Linked DNA regions of Homo sapiens: region 2 is linked to region 1. Evidence: chromatin contacts called from ENCODE Hi-C or POLR2A ChIA-PET data. All regions are on one chromosome and are shown on one strand. Each heading gives the region's core, a stretch centred on a gene start or an enhancer-like site at or near the end of the contact. The rest is flanking DNA. Distances are from core to core; before and after follow the strand shown. Region 1 has its middle 61 kb from the start of CD2. Region 2 holds the start of IGSF3 (immunoglobulin superfamily member 3).

Region 1 (7,022 bases), core at 1,168-3,667:
CCATTTGGGTGTGGGTGTAGTGTAGGACTGAAACTTGTATCAAGGGTGTCTGAGACCTGATTTTGATTTTGGTATGAGACAGTTAAACTTGTATTCAAAATGGATGCCGAGATAACCTAAAATGGTAAAAAGTCACTATTTTGCAGCATTTGGAAACCATAATCCCTTGGCAAAAAAACAAAATAATAATTTTATAAAGGAACACACAAAATAGCAGTGACCTTATGTAATAAGACATGACTGGCTTAGTAAGAACTGAGCTTAGACACCACTGGGAAGAGTTAAATGCCATTTTTTTCCCAACGTATCCGTGGGCACTTGGGCCTCCCTTCTGTCTTTGCATCATTAACTTATGTAGTTATGGGATTTATTAAGTAAAGGAGGATCTTCTTTTGGGAAAAGAGAATTAGGATCTTGACTTCTCCCGCCACTTGCCCCACTTTGAAGTTTAAGAACATAAATGTGTGTTGATGGACTGGGGTGGCTCTGATTGAGATCAGAGTGAAGGAGTTAACTATGGTACCTTCAAAAGGAGAGAGTCTGGACCCAGAAGCAACCTACTCCATCCAAGTAGGTCTTAGAGGAAATGAGTACAGTATATGCAAATAGAAAAAAATAGCCCCTTAACTGTGTAAAATGTAGGTGTTGAGGACTGACAGTCCTAAATTGGATTTGTGGTGGTGTGTCTTTTGGCATGTTGCCTACTTCTGTCTAAGTCTCATCTATGAAGAGGACATATAATAATAATATGCATAACTCCTAATATTTAAATGAGGAATAAATATGAAACAATTGATGTAAAGTACTGAGTGCTATATGTAGCACATAATAAATGCTCAACAAATGTTATATATAAAACTACTAATCACACATATATCACTAAAGAGCTGAATCACTTGGGATTTTGGCATTTTCAATATGGGACATTCCTAGATGACTTGAATACTGAGGTCTTTATTATATCTTGGAGGATTCATCTTCATCTGGGAGATCTGGTCAATTCTTGCAGCTGGCAGTGAAAACAAGAGAGTACTAGGAGAGTTAGAGAAAGGTGTCCAGCTGGGCTCCATCTCTGCAGCCCTGCAGAGCTTTGACGTGGTTGTCTAATCACCACCACCAGGTGTGAAATGGTGGAGTGGGAAGCCTAGGAGACCAGCAGGTGGGGCCATCCCAAGAAAGTGTGGGGAGGTCCCCAGATAGCCATGGAGTGCAGCCCCTCTAGTGTTGAGTGAGTTTCTGCTCTCCCAGCAGGGGGCAGCAAGTGACGAGGACAGCCATTTAACTCAGGGGAATCACAGTCACTTGGGAAGAGAAACCCTAGGTAAACAGCAAATTTCTTATTAATTTGTGATGTAGTGATTCAGAGTGATTTCAATATTAAAGTAAATGTGACTGTATTTTGCAGTCACATGCTGGCAGGGCCAGAGCCTGTGGGTAATAATAAACATATTATTGTCAATCAATGTTAACAAAAGACTTGGGCAAATCACAGCAGAATGAATGCAGATTGCAAAATAAACACATGAAAGTATTTCAGCCTCACCAGTACAAAAAATGTAAATTTAAACAAGGTAGCATTTTTAATCTGCCAAACTATCAAAACATTTTTAAAAATAATAACTTCTGACTAGTTTCGAAAAAATTTTATGCTTTGGATCCTGTTTGTACATCATCTTATTTAGTCCTAATAGTAGTAAGGACCAATCTCATTTTATGACTGAAGAAACAATCTCCAAGAACTTGAATGATATAAAGATGTCAATTTGAGGCCGGGCACGGTGGCTCACGCCTGTAATCCCAGCACTTTGGGAGGCCGAGGCGGATCCGCCTGAGGTTGGGAGTTTGAGACCAGCCTGGCCAGCATGGTGAAACCCCGTCTCTACTAAAGAAAAAAAAAAAAAAAGAAATTAGCCGGGCGTGGTGGCGGGCGCCTGTAATCCCAGCTACTCGGGAAGCTGAGGCGGGAGAATCGCTTGAACCTGGGAGGAGGAGGTTGCAGTGAGCTGAGATCTCGCCATTGCACTCCAGCCTGGGCAACAGGGCGAGACTCCGTCTCAAAAAAAAGATGTCAATTTGAATATACATGTTAACCTCTTCTTTATCCTGAGAAGCTACTGAAATGATAAATAATTATTTGTTGTTGAAGGCTGTCTTGTGTATCGCAGGACGCTTAGCAGCATCACTGGGCTTTACCCACTAGACACCAGTAGCAACCCCAACTCAGTTGTGGTAACCGAAAATTATCTGCAGTATGCCAGATGTTCCCTGGGGGACAAATTCACCATGAGTTGAGAATCACTGGGATATGGGCTATCTGAGAGTGAGAAATTTCAACAGAATTCTTGCAAACTGGTGTTTGAAAGAGTAGGCTGGAAGAAACCACAGCTTGATGTGCCCACAGAGCCACCGTAGGGTGCAGACAGGATGACAGCTGGCTGGCCCGCAGCACCTCAAGGCTCAGAAACTTCCGGCACCAAAAGGCAGAGTCAGAGAATTAAAAATTAGATTAATTAGAATTCTGTTTAGATAATAATTTGATTCCTGGTCCATCTTAAAACATGAGTATGAAGAACTTTGGCAGGAAGATCTTTAGGAAAATGGGAGACTTAAAAGAATACTTGATGTAATGGTGCCAAATGTGAACTATAAGGAGAACAATGCAAGAAGAAAAGCACAATTAAAAATGCCAGCCTAAAGAAAAAGAGACAGAGAAGTCAATGCATAATATTAATATACAACGTGTTGAATAATATTTGTGCAGTTACAACAATTATTATTTTGTTAATTATAACATAACAAATATATTAATGGTAATTATAACAAGATATTATTGTTATATTACTTAATAATTGTAGATTTATTATTGCTTTGCTTAAACACAGCGATATAAGTTTATTGGGAGGATGTGAGAAGAAAAGAGTGAGGAAGTGTGGAGTTGATGTAAATTAGCTAAGTCCTAATCTTTTGCAGCAGTAAATGAATAGATAATGTCTAAAATTTTGAAATTATGAAATAAACATATTATTGTAAATACCTAAAATAATCTAAAAACATTAAGAGTAGTGGCATCTGGGCTGTGAACAGGAGGGCAGAGCACGGTAGGCCAGGGGACTGGTGTCTTTTATTATGTCTTTTGAGAATACTGATTTTTAAAATAATCTATGTTATTTTGATAAAAAATTTATAATATCTAGAGCTGTTGAAACTGTAATGAGAGGAACACTCTCATTTGTTGCTAGTAGAAAAGAGTGTCTTGAAAGAACTTTTCTGAAAAATAGTGTAACAGCTTCTATCAAGAGCCTTAAAATATTCATAGCCTCCAGGAATGCATCCTTAGGAAAAAACTAGAAATGTGGGCCAAAACTTATATAAAAAGCTGAATATCATGTTATTTGTAACAGCAAAAAGTTGGAAACAACTTAAATATCCAGCAGTTGGGGAGTGGCCAAATGAATGGGTAGCTATACACCTTTAAATATGTGTACGAAGAACTTTATGTGGAGACAGGCTTACAAAATGAGAAGTAGAAAAAAAGCAGGGTATACAACTGCTTCAAAGTCCTTAACTGTGTTAAAACACGGATGTGCAGAAATAGAACTAGAAGGGAATGTACTACCATGTTAACACTGGCTATCTCTGGGATTTGGGTAAATTTTATTTTCTTCTCATTTTTTTCTCAGTTTTCTAATTTTTCATCAGTCAGTATGTATTAATTTTATAAGCAGAAAGAACATTAATGTTACTATTTTAAAAGAAAAAGTAATAATCTTGAGTACAAAATATTTTGCCACAAAACAAAACCTGTCGCTGTGTGGCCAAGGCCTGGAGGGTGAGGGGGGAAGGTTGCTGTTACCTTTTTCAGGCCTTCCTGGAACCCATAAAGGTTGATTTCCCACTTTACAGTCAGCTAGAGACTAGGACTGGAACAAAAGACTAATGGAGGGTTTCACTTTGCATAATTAGTTTAGTTCATCAAGGCCTTGGAACATGCATTCATTTTCACCCCCAGTCTAATGGAGGCAGTGACGTTTGTTGTCATTTTCATGTGTCTGAATCTGTGGAGCTGGAATTCTGAGACTCTTTCCTTAAGTTTCAGGTAGCAAAACAACAGATGACTGATGATGCTTTCTTTTATAGTGGTTTTGGCCAATAAGCGAGACTTAACAAGATATGGATAAAAAACTACAAATAAGACATTATTATTTGAGAGTCATTTTTGGGGGTTCTTTTCCTAATAAAATGTACTTTTTCACCAAAATGCCAAATCAAAAGATTCTATCACTTATTAATAGTACAAAATGGAACAGTGGTTCTTAGACTTCAGAGTTGTTAATCATCTGAGAAATGTGTTTAAGATGCAGAGTACTTAGCCCAATCCCCAAAGACTCTGATGCATACAGTCTAGGGTAAGCTCATGTTTTTGCATTTTCAACAAATACCATAAGTTGATTTTGATGCTTGTGTTTCTTGGACCAATCTTTGATAGTTATAGAGTAAGATTTGAAGAAGTCTGTACCCATGGAAGTAAATTAAATACCTTCCAAACTAAAAATGATTTGTTATTAATCACGGCTTAATCGAACTAGTTTTCTTTAATTTATGAATAAATACTTAAACTTTCAGTAAAAGATTGGTAGGTTAAACATGGGGAATTTAAGGAATAGTTATCTTTATCCCATCTGGAACTCCAATAAAATGACAATTTTTGTAAAAGTCATAAATCCACAAGAACAAAGAAAACATGAGAAAAGATGACCCTAGAAAAAGGATGTCAACAAAAGCTTGGAAGTCTTAAAGCGGGTAGACAAATGCTGAATGATATAGCAGCATGGAGGAAACTCCATGTGCAATAGGGGAAGCTATAATGGGAAGCCAATTTGCTCAAGTGAGCCTCATAGAGACTCACAGATTAGAGGCACCAGAAACTTAGGGATAAGAGGTGGAGATAAAAAGAGGAGCATCGATTCACAGTCCGTGTAAGCAGCAAACAGACCCCAGGTCCCTTCCTTCACCCCACTAGGAAACAAAAACTTATGCTTAAGAAATTGACAAAGAGACTCCAAACTCAGAGATAACAGGCCAAGGAAGGGTGAATGTGCCAGTTATCTGTTTATACTGGAGCTGGATCCTGTGAGGATTTTTCCCTTGCTGATTGGTTCAATGTTGGGCTTTGTTAATAGAATGTGTTTGATATAGTACAAAGGTTTGAAAATGGGGACCGAGTGAAAAAGTTTATATTTAAAGGTGACATCCAGTCTCCTTCCTTTCTCAATTCGCAGAACATTCGCTTCCAGAATTATATCTCCCAGGCAGAAGGATTCCTCTATGGAGAAACCAAGAGAAAAGACCTGACACTTTGAGGCTCCCCAGCAAAATGGCCAGGCTCCTACCTTATAGCACTGCAGTGAAGCCCATTGGATAGCAAGCTCCACCTGTGCACACAATCAGCTCTTTAGTTCCTTGTTGATAAATGTAAATGGATAACTAAGAATCACAAGGGATCTGAGGAAAGTGTTCGCCATGAAAGACAATTTTAGTAACAAAATTTTAGTAACAGAGAAGTGGAGCAGGGTGAATACCCTGGGCTTAGTATCATGTGAGACGTCAGAAGATGTTACATCCGTAAGACGAAACCAGAAAAATATAAAATAAACATTCAAAAAATTAAAAAATACTATGGGAAATGTAAAAATATCATGAAATAAAAATTCAGCAGAATATTGGAAAATGTTGAAGAAATCTTCAGAAAGTAACCAAAAAGATCAAGATATGAAAAAAAGCAGAAAAAATGCAAAACTTAGAGAATCAATGCAAGAAGTAAAACATTATACTAGTAGGCATTTTAGAAAAAGTTAACAGATAAAATGGAATAATAAATTTTTCAAGAAAGTAATACAAGAAAATCTTGACCTGAAAGATCTGAGTCTCCCAATTGAAAAGGACTTTCTGAGTTCCCAGAACTATAACACCAAGGCACATCATTGTGAAATTTTATAGTTGGAAAAAGAGAAGATCCTAAAATCAGAAATCCTATAGGCTAACAAGCAGCAAGCTCAGAATCTAGAGTAAAGTGGAGGAATGTCTTCACAATTCTAAGGAGAAATGATTGGCAAACTGGAATCGTATACCCAGCCAAACTGTCAATCAAGTGTAAGGGTAGTAGCATAAACACATTCCTAGATATGCAAGTCTCAAACATTTCACTCCCTTATAACATTTCTAGGAGGCCATTAGAGGATGTGCTCCATCAAATGAAGAAATGGCAGAATATGAGAGCTACAGAACAAGGCATTCAACACAGAAGCAAAGCAGAGATATTCCCAGGATGACACATTTATAGCAGAAGAGTCAGAGAACTCTGAAAGGTGTATCTTAAAAAAAAGAAATGAATATGATAAATTACCTTTTGTGTTTGTGTCACTGAGAGAAATTTTAAAAGTTTGACAGAGTTTAGAGGAAGAGTTGGTGACAGAACAAATAAAAATATAAAAAAATTATCTTCTGGACATTTTAAAAAGTAACTTAAGAAAGGAAATTAATCACGGTACATTTTGTGGCTCAGCTGTGAAGAGTAGGTGGGCAAAATAATGTAAACACTGAATGTTTATTTAACCAAAAATCATGCCAAAAACCACTGTGTGAGAATGGAGGAAGAGAAAAGTTCACATGGGTGTGTTGGGGGACTGGTTGTAAGATAGTTAAATCCTCATTTTTTATAGGAGAAACATGATAAATAATGTCAAAAGTTTAAGTAAAAGCATATGTATCAATATAAATAATATAAATATCAGAAGAAAAGTCTAAAAGTCATGAACATGGTTCTTTCTAGGGAGTAAAATTGAAGGTATGGGGAAGAGATAAACAAGAGGCTATCCTTTTTTATTGTAAGCCTTTGAGTACTTGCTGAATTTTAATACCCTGCACAAGTATTATGTGAATCAACAATTAAATATGAAAGAAAATGTCAATGACTTGAAATTCATCACTATTACGTTTGCTATTTTTGAGGCAGTGTACTGGGG
Region 2 (7,022 bases), core at 4,523-7,022, 150 kb after region 1:
CGCAATCTCGGCTCACTGCAACCTCCGCCTCCTGGGTTCAAGCGATTTTCCTGCCTCAGCCTCCCAAGTAGCTGGGATTGCAGGTGCCTGCCACCATGCTCAGCTAATTTTTTGTATTTTTAGTAGAGACAGGGTTTCACCATGTTGGCCAGGCTGGTCTCGAACTCCTGACCTCAGGTGATCCACCCGCCTCAGCCTCCCAAAGTGCTGGAATTACCGGCATGAGCCACCGTGCCTGGTCATCATCCTCATTTTACAGAAGAAACTTAGGTCCAGAGAGGTCAAAACACAGCATAAGCAGCAACTGGAAGCTAGAATTTCTGACTCCTGGTTTCCTCTCCTTAGACCATGTAAAGTACATGATTAGTGAAGAGAATAGCTAATGAACACTGAGAACTAAATACCAGGCATTTTGCTAAGTTCTTTCCATATGTCAACTTATTTAATCCTTCCAGCCTCCCTTCGAGGGCAGGTGGTATTTGTTATCCCCTTTTACAAATGAGGAACCCAGAGTAAGAGAGGTTAAGTAACTTGACTGGGGAGTTAGGTGTCAATAAGTGCAGATCTGGGACACAAGCCCAGGCGTTCTTCTTCAGATTCGCTCTTCGCCGTCATCCAAGAAAATAAGCTAACACAGCACAGGGGTTTTGTGAGGAAAGAAGAACGTTAGCTGAATACAATCTTATTTCCCCCTGTGGGATAAAGTCATCTTCGAAGCTCCATCGGGGGCGGGGGCGCAAATCCAGACCCTTCTCTAACGCTAGATGGCGCATCTCAGGTTCTGAACACCCACCTGTGGATAAAGCCTTTGGGGACTACCCACTGGCTACCCTGATCTCAAGATATCATAGTCAATTCTCTCTCTCTCTCTCTCTCTCTTTTTTTAAAGACAGATGGTGGGGGCTGGGCGCTGTGGCTCACACCTGTAATCCCAGCACTTTGGGAGGCCGAGGTGGGTGGATCACCTGAGGTCAGGAGTTCGAGACCAGCCTGACCAACACGGTGAAACCCCATCTCTACTAAAAATACAAAAAAAAATTAGCCAGGCATGGTGGTGAGTGCCTGTAATCCCAGCTATTCAGGAGGCTGAGGCAGGAGAATCACTTGAACCCGGGAGGTGGAGATTGCAGTGAGCCGAGATTGCACCACTGGACTCCAGTCTGGGTGACAGAGTGAGACTCCGTCTCAAAAAAAAAAAAAAAAAAGACAGATGGTGTCCTGTGTAAATTATTCCTAGTCTTCGGCTCTGGGGATCCTTGCCTGTGTAGGAGGGTAATCACCCAGAAGAAAGCTGGCTCTCGGGAGAATTGTTGAGTGGGACACTTTTAGCTCCAACTTGGCTGTTTTGTGAGGTAGGGAGGTTTGCTCTTTTCATTTGGCATTTTGAAGTACATTAAGTACAATTAACATCAGTTGCTTGTGAGTACACAGTATCAGCCTATCCTTAGACAAAATGCCTTGGCTTCAATCTTCTTTCAAGTGATGAAGGATAACTTGGCTAACACCCTTCATTTTTTTCCCCTTAAAACATGTAACTCTATGCCATTTGTGGTTTTATATTAGCCTTTTGGTTATAGCTATTGGTAGGTCTAGAAACCTCAAACTGATATAACCACTTGGCCATATCTTATCCACGAAAAAATTTTGTGTTGGCCCCCCCAAAGTGTTTAATTAGTTAATTAATTAGTTAATTTGTTTGCCCTCTCAACCCAGCTTTTCCTCACTCTAGGAAGAACTAGAAAGAGAGGGATTAATTTATTTTTGAAACACTAGTTTCCAATGAGCAAAATTAAGAATAATTTTTTTTTAATGTGGATTTCCTGATTCTCTTAAAAAGTAGGAAAATCAGGCAACACCACACCTTCCTTCCCAGCAGCAACACTTTGCTGAAGCTGTGCGTGCTCTTTCAGGCTGTGCTCTGGGTGCACAGGCCCCAGTACTCCCTGGCACTGTGCTTCAGCTCGGCTTCTGCAGGCTTCTGCATTTAACTCCCTGATGGACAAGATCAAGGAGTCTTCCAAAATGTCCAAAATAAACAACTGATTCCAGGCCGGTGCAGTAGAGGTTTCAAAATTCAAATGCAGAATGTTTTGAAGCAAGCTGGAATGTTCAGCCCGGGCACCAGACATTGCTGACTGGGGACTTCGGTGCACTCCTCTCCTTTGACATCTCTCCTTCCCTTAGGACTCTCTCTTTCTCTCTCTCTCTCTCTCTTTCTTTCTTTCTTTCTCTCTCTCTTTCTTTCTTTTCTTTCTTTCTCCTTCCTTCCTTCCTTCCTTCCTTCCTTCCTTCCTTCCTTCCTTCCTTCCTTCCTTCTCTCCCTCCCTCCCTTCCTTCCTTCCTTTCTTTCTCTCTGTCTTTCTTTCTGACAGAGTTTCGCTCTTGTTGCCCAGGCTGGAGCTTGTTGCCCAGGCTGGAGTGCAATGGCACGATCTTGGCTCACTGCAACCTCTTCCTCCCGGGTTCAAGAGACTCTCCTGCCTCAGCCTCCTGAGTAGCTGGGATTACAGGCATGCACCACCATGGCCGGCTAATTTTTTGTATTTTTAGTACAGACAGGGTTTCTCTATGTTGGTCAGGCTGGTCTTGAACTCCCAATCTCAGGTGATCTGCCCACCTCAGCTACCCAAAGTGCTGGGATTATAGGGGTGAGCCACTGTACCCAGCCTCCAATTCACTTCTCTGCCTGCTGATGAACTCCTGAAGGGGCCACCATCACATCACTGTTCAGGACTCATTTAATCGTTTCTATGTCTGGAGGGCAGAGGCATTCTTTTAAATTATACTTTTGTCTCCCCATCCAACACTTTGCACAGTTCTTTGCATATCGTAGATGTGGAAATTAGAAAGAATGCCATGCTGGGAATCAGCCATAACACATCTGGGTGGTGATGGAAGTCAAGGGTTGAAAGATCATCCAGAAGGATGCAAGGGGCCAAGTAGTATGAAGAGGGGCAGGTTGAGATTGAAAGAACGAGTAATAGAGAAGGGATAATTGAGTATAGGGGTTCAAGGATGAAGGCCTAGGCAGAGGCCTCAGAAAGTACAGTCTTGCACCTTGATGGGGGTACACCTTGGTGGGGGTCAGAGAGTTCCAAAGCAGGCTGAGATGCCCCTTCTGGAAGATTCCTTGACTCTTCTCTTTCTCTCCCCCTCCATATTCAGTTCTTCAGAGAATTTCATTGACTCTGCTTTCTAAATGCTTTCAGACTCCACCCATTTCCACAACCTGCATCAGCACCACCCTAGTTTAAGCTGTGATCATCTCTCACCTGCGCAATGGAAAGAACCTCCCATCCAGTGTCCCTTGTCCACCCCTACCATCTGATGCTCTATTCTTACCCAGCAGCCAGAGTGAGCCAAGCTCCTCAGGTTAGAAGGTCCTACTAGATTTGGCCTCTTTGACCTCTCTGATCACATTCCTCCTTCTCCTTCTGTTTTATGCCATTTCAGACACACTAACACACCTTTAATTTTCTGAACATGTTATGGGGCTTTGCACTTGCTGTTCCCTGCACTTGGAATCTTCTTACTCCAGAAATCTCCAGCGCTCACACACTCCCTGTAATCAGGTCTCGCTCAAATGTCACTTCCTCTGAGGGGTCTTTTCTGACCACCTCACCTAGCAAAGAGTCCTTCTTCCCACTGGAACCCCCAAACATACACACTATTTCTTTTCCTTTCTGTTTTTTATTTGTTTGTTTGTTTGTTTTGGAGATACTCTCGCTCTGTTGCCCAGGCTGGACTGCAGTGGTGTGATCTCAGCTCGTTGCAACCTCTGCCTCCCAGGTTCAAGCGATTCTCATGCCTCAGCCTCCCAAGTAGCTGGGACCACAAGTGTGCACCACCACGGCTGGCTAATTTTTGTATTTTTTGTAGAGACAGGGTTTCGCCATGTTGGCCAGGCTGGTCTCGAACTCCTGACATCAAGTGATCCCCCTGCCTTGGCCTCCCAAGGTGCTGGGATTATAGGCATGAGCCACTGTGCCCGCCCACACATTTCTATACTCCACTTTTCTTCAGAACACGTTACATTATATTATATACTTGTTTCATTGTCTGTGTTTCCCACCAGAATGTAAGCTTCATGAGAGCAGAGACTTTTCTTAACACGTAGTAGGTGCTCAATAAATAAATGAAGGAGTCTAGCAAATGGGAACTGAGAGCTGCCAGAGTCACGGGTGTCTCTGGGAAAGAGGTAATAATTAACACACAAGGAAAGATTCCTGGTTGGGCACAGTAGCTCATGCCTGTAATCTCTGCACTTTGGGAGGCTGAGGCGGGCAGATCACCAGGTCAGGAGTTCAACACCAGGCTGCCCAACATGGTGAAACACTGTCTCTACTAAAAGTACAAAAATTATCCGGGTGTGGTGGTGCACGCCTGTAGTCCCAGTGACTCAGGAGGCTGAGGCAGGAGAATCACTTGAACCCGGGAGGTGGAGGTTGCAGTGAGACAAGATTACACCACTGCATTCCAGCCTGGGTCACAGAGTGAGAACCTGTCTCTTAAAATAAAATGAAAAATAAAACGTATATCTGATAACCATAGTCCCTTACTCAACACCTTCAGTGGCTTCCCAATGGTCCCAACCCCTTAACACACCATACAATGCCCTCTAGGTTCTGGCACTCGATTTCTTCTCAGCTCATTTCTTGTCACTTCTCTCCTACAGTCAAGTTTGGGCCCAGCAGACTGTCCTGGTCCTCTAACTGGGCTCCTTTCTGGGCCTGCAGAGGTGCTGTTTCTTCAGTCTGCGATTCCTTACCTCCCCTCTGTCTCTTCCTCTGCTGCTGCCTTCTGTTCTTTGGCATTCAACCGAGTTTTCCTTTCCTCTGAGAAGCCTGGGACCTACCCCGACCAAAGCTCCCTCCTCCTTGCCCCTCCCCCAATAACACAGGGTTGGGGTCTCTGCATTTGCTTCCTCAACACTGTACTTTTCTTGTCATGTCTATTTTATGGTCTGTGTCCCCACTAGACTGCAAGTTGCATGAGGGCAGGGCGGTCTATTCTGCTTTGGTCGCCTCGTGACGGTGTCTACCCAGCAAGTTGTGTGTGTTGGGTAAGTAGTGAGAAAACGAAAAAGCACTTGCTTTACAGGGCGGTTGGTCATAAAATAATAATAGCTTATATTTACTGACCACTTGTGATGTATCAGGCACCATTCTAAATGCTTTACAAGTATGTCACAGATTTCTCCCATAACCCTCTTAAGTAAGGGTTATTTCCTCCACATAGCAGATGGGGAAATTGAGGCACAGAGAGGTTAAGTAACTTGCCAAGGGCCACAGCGAGGAAGTGGAGGAACCGGCGTTAGAACCCAGGCTGTTTCCAGAGTCCAAATTCTATCCAAGAGTGAAGTGCAATATGGGGTTCCACTTCGTGAACAGATTCAAGTCTCCAAAGGGCTTTGTTTTTGTTTCCAGGAGGAAGGACGAGCTTCTGTGCCGCCGGCTTCCCAGGTTATGGGTGGCCAGCTGGGCTTTGGGAAGGGCCTGTACATCTCGCCGGCGGCCCCGGAGTCTGGGTGTGAAGCCCTGATTAACTTGCCGGGCTGCTCGGCCCACACGCCAGCCCTGCCCAGGTCCTCCGGTGCCCCGGGCCACCCTCATGCCCCCGCCAGGCCCGGGGCCGGGACTCGCGTCTCCAGGGGCGGGGCCGGGGGCGGGGCCGGGCCTCTCTTCGAGGCCGCCGCCCTGGCCCCGCGCTCGCCTCGCCGAGTGCGGCGGGCCGGGCTGGAGCTGGAGGGGCGGGGACTCGGGAGGGGCCGCAGCGCGGCTGCTGGTGCCGTTGCGGGAGAAGAGGAAGCGGCGCGTCCCCTGAGGCGTGCGCCTGGATGGACTGAAGGACGGTCCGACGCGCGCGGAGGGAGAGGGCCAGGGGCGAGGTCAGGCTCGGCGGGGGCGCGGGCGGCGCCCGGAGGGGGCCCCGGGGAGGGAGGCGGGGAGGCGTGGAGCGGGGAGCGGGGAGCGGGGAGTGGGGAGCGGGCCCGCGCCGGCTGAGCTCCGGGTCGGGCCCGAGACCCCTCCCCTGGCTGGGCGGGCGCGCTGCGAGCGCGCTCCGGCAGCTGAAAGCGGAGCTCCGGACTCCCTTCTTCCCCGGTTTCTTTTCTTTCCAATCAGCGAGATATAAACACCCTGCAAGGTAAAACAATAGCGGGGCCACCTGGGACGCGTCGCGCGCAGAGCTCCCACGGTTGGGGCGGGGGCCGGGAGTCGCGGCCCCACCGCGGAGCCCCTTCCCGATTTGCCCTGGCGGAGGGTGGGGCTACCTGCGGCGCCCGGGCTCGGTAGGAGGTGACGGGAATTCCCAGGAGTGAAGCATTTGGTGGAAGTATTTCAGGAACAATCGGGCTTCCCACTGTTGCCCTGCTCTGGGCAGGGAAACTGAGGCGGAGGGAAAGACAGAGACTTGCCCAAGGTCAGAATGCAGAGGTTGACTGTCCTGGTCCAGGAACCGGACCCAGGTGTCCGGACCAGCTCAGCGCTCAGCCCCAGTGGGTTTTGCAGCTTTGCCTTTGATAAAAATCTCTGTTGTGTTTGTTTTAGAAATCTGCTCGCGCTGGGGTACCGCTTCAGGGCTGCCGAACGCCAACTTGCTTCGTGTGCCCTAGGCAGGCGTGGGGCAGGTGGCGCCTCCGTGACCTACCACCATGGATGGAAACGGACTTTTTGGTGAAGAAACCCAAACGGTTGATGCCAGGCAGGGTGATTTGGCCGTCAAAGGTTTTGACGAAACCTGCCCTGTTCTCTCTGGGGAATCCGAATGAGGGAGATCACAGACACCTTCACTGAGAAGCCAAGGACATTTCTGTATAATCAGTGGATGAAAGGATTTTCTCAGACCCTTTTTTCCGTGCTTCTGGAGGATTAATCCACTACAGTCTGCAATTTCAGTGGAAACTGCAAGGCACACGATGTGGCAGGAGCCGGGAGCGACTTCCGAATTGTTGTGGACCCTTCCTGTAGCATAGGGGAGTTTTCACACTTGCCTCCACTCCTCCCCTTCCCCCCAACTCCCTC

What was found. A loop is a pair of places that touch in the nucleus more often than their neighbours do. ChIA-PET counts read pairs that join two places held with the same protein, here RNA polymerase II (POLR2A). Pooled maps may share reads with other maps.
Region 2: a loop to region 1 is called in a pooled map, with 3 times the contacts of the local background. The contact joins the promoter of IGSF3 here to the enhancer-like site in region 1. A Hi-C loop is called at or near these places in 8 of 50 pooled maps. POLR2A ChIA-PET finds 5 or more read pairs at or near these places in 2 of 52 experiments (activated CD4-positive, alpha-beta T cell and naive thymus-derived CD4-positive, alpha-beta T cell).

Annotation. Positions count from the first base shown.
Region 1 is chr1:116,811,991-116,819,012 of GRCh38, reverse strand. No RefSeq gene overlaps it. Among named protein-coding and RNA genes, the nearest start is that of CD2, 61 kb to the right of the region's middle. RefSeq lists an enhancer at 1,072-1,366. Within about 2 kb of position 2,417, at least 3 of the 41 ENCODE cell types and tissues checked have a DNase peak (open chromatin) inside an H3K27ac peak, as active enhancers do.
Region 2 is chr1:116,666,483-116,673,504 of GRCh38, reverse strand. IGSF3 (immunoglobulin superfamily member 3) reads left to right here and starts at 5,772. Exons shown (of 11, transcript NM_001007237.3): 1 at 5,772-5,887; 2 at 6,549-7,022. MIR320B1 (microRNA 320b-1) reads right to left here and starts at 1,759; the gene lies at 1,688-1,759. RefSeq lists a silencer at 5,538-5,927.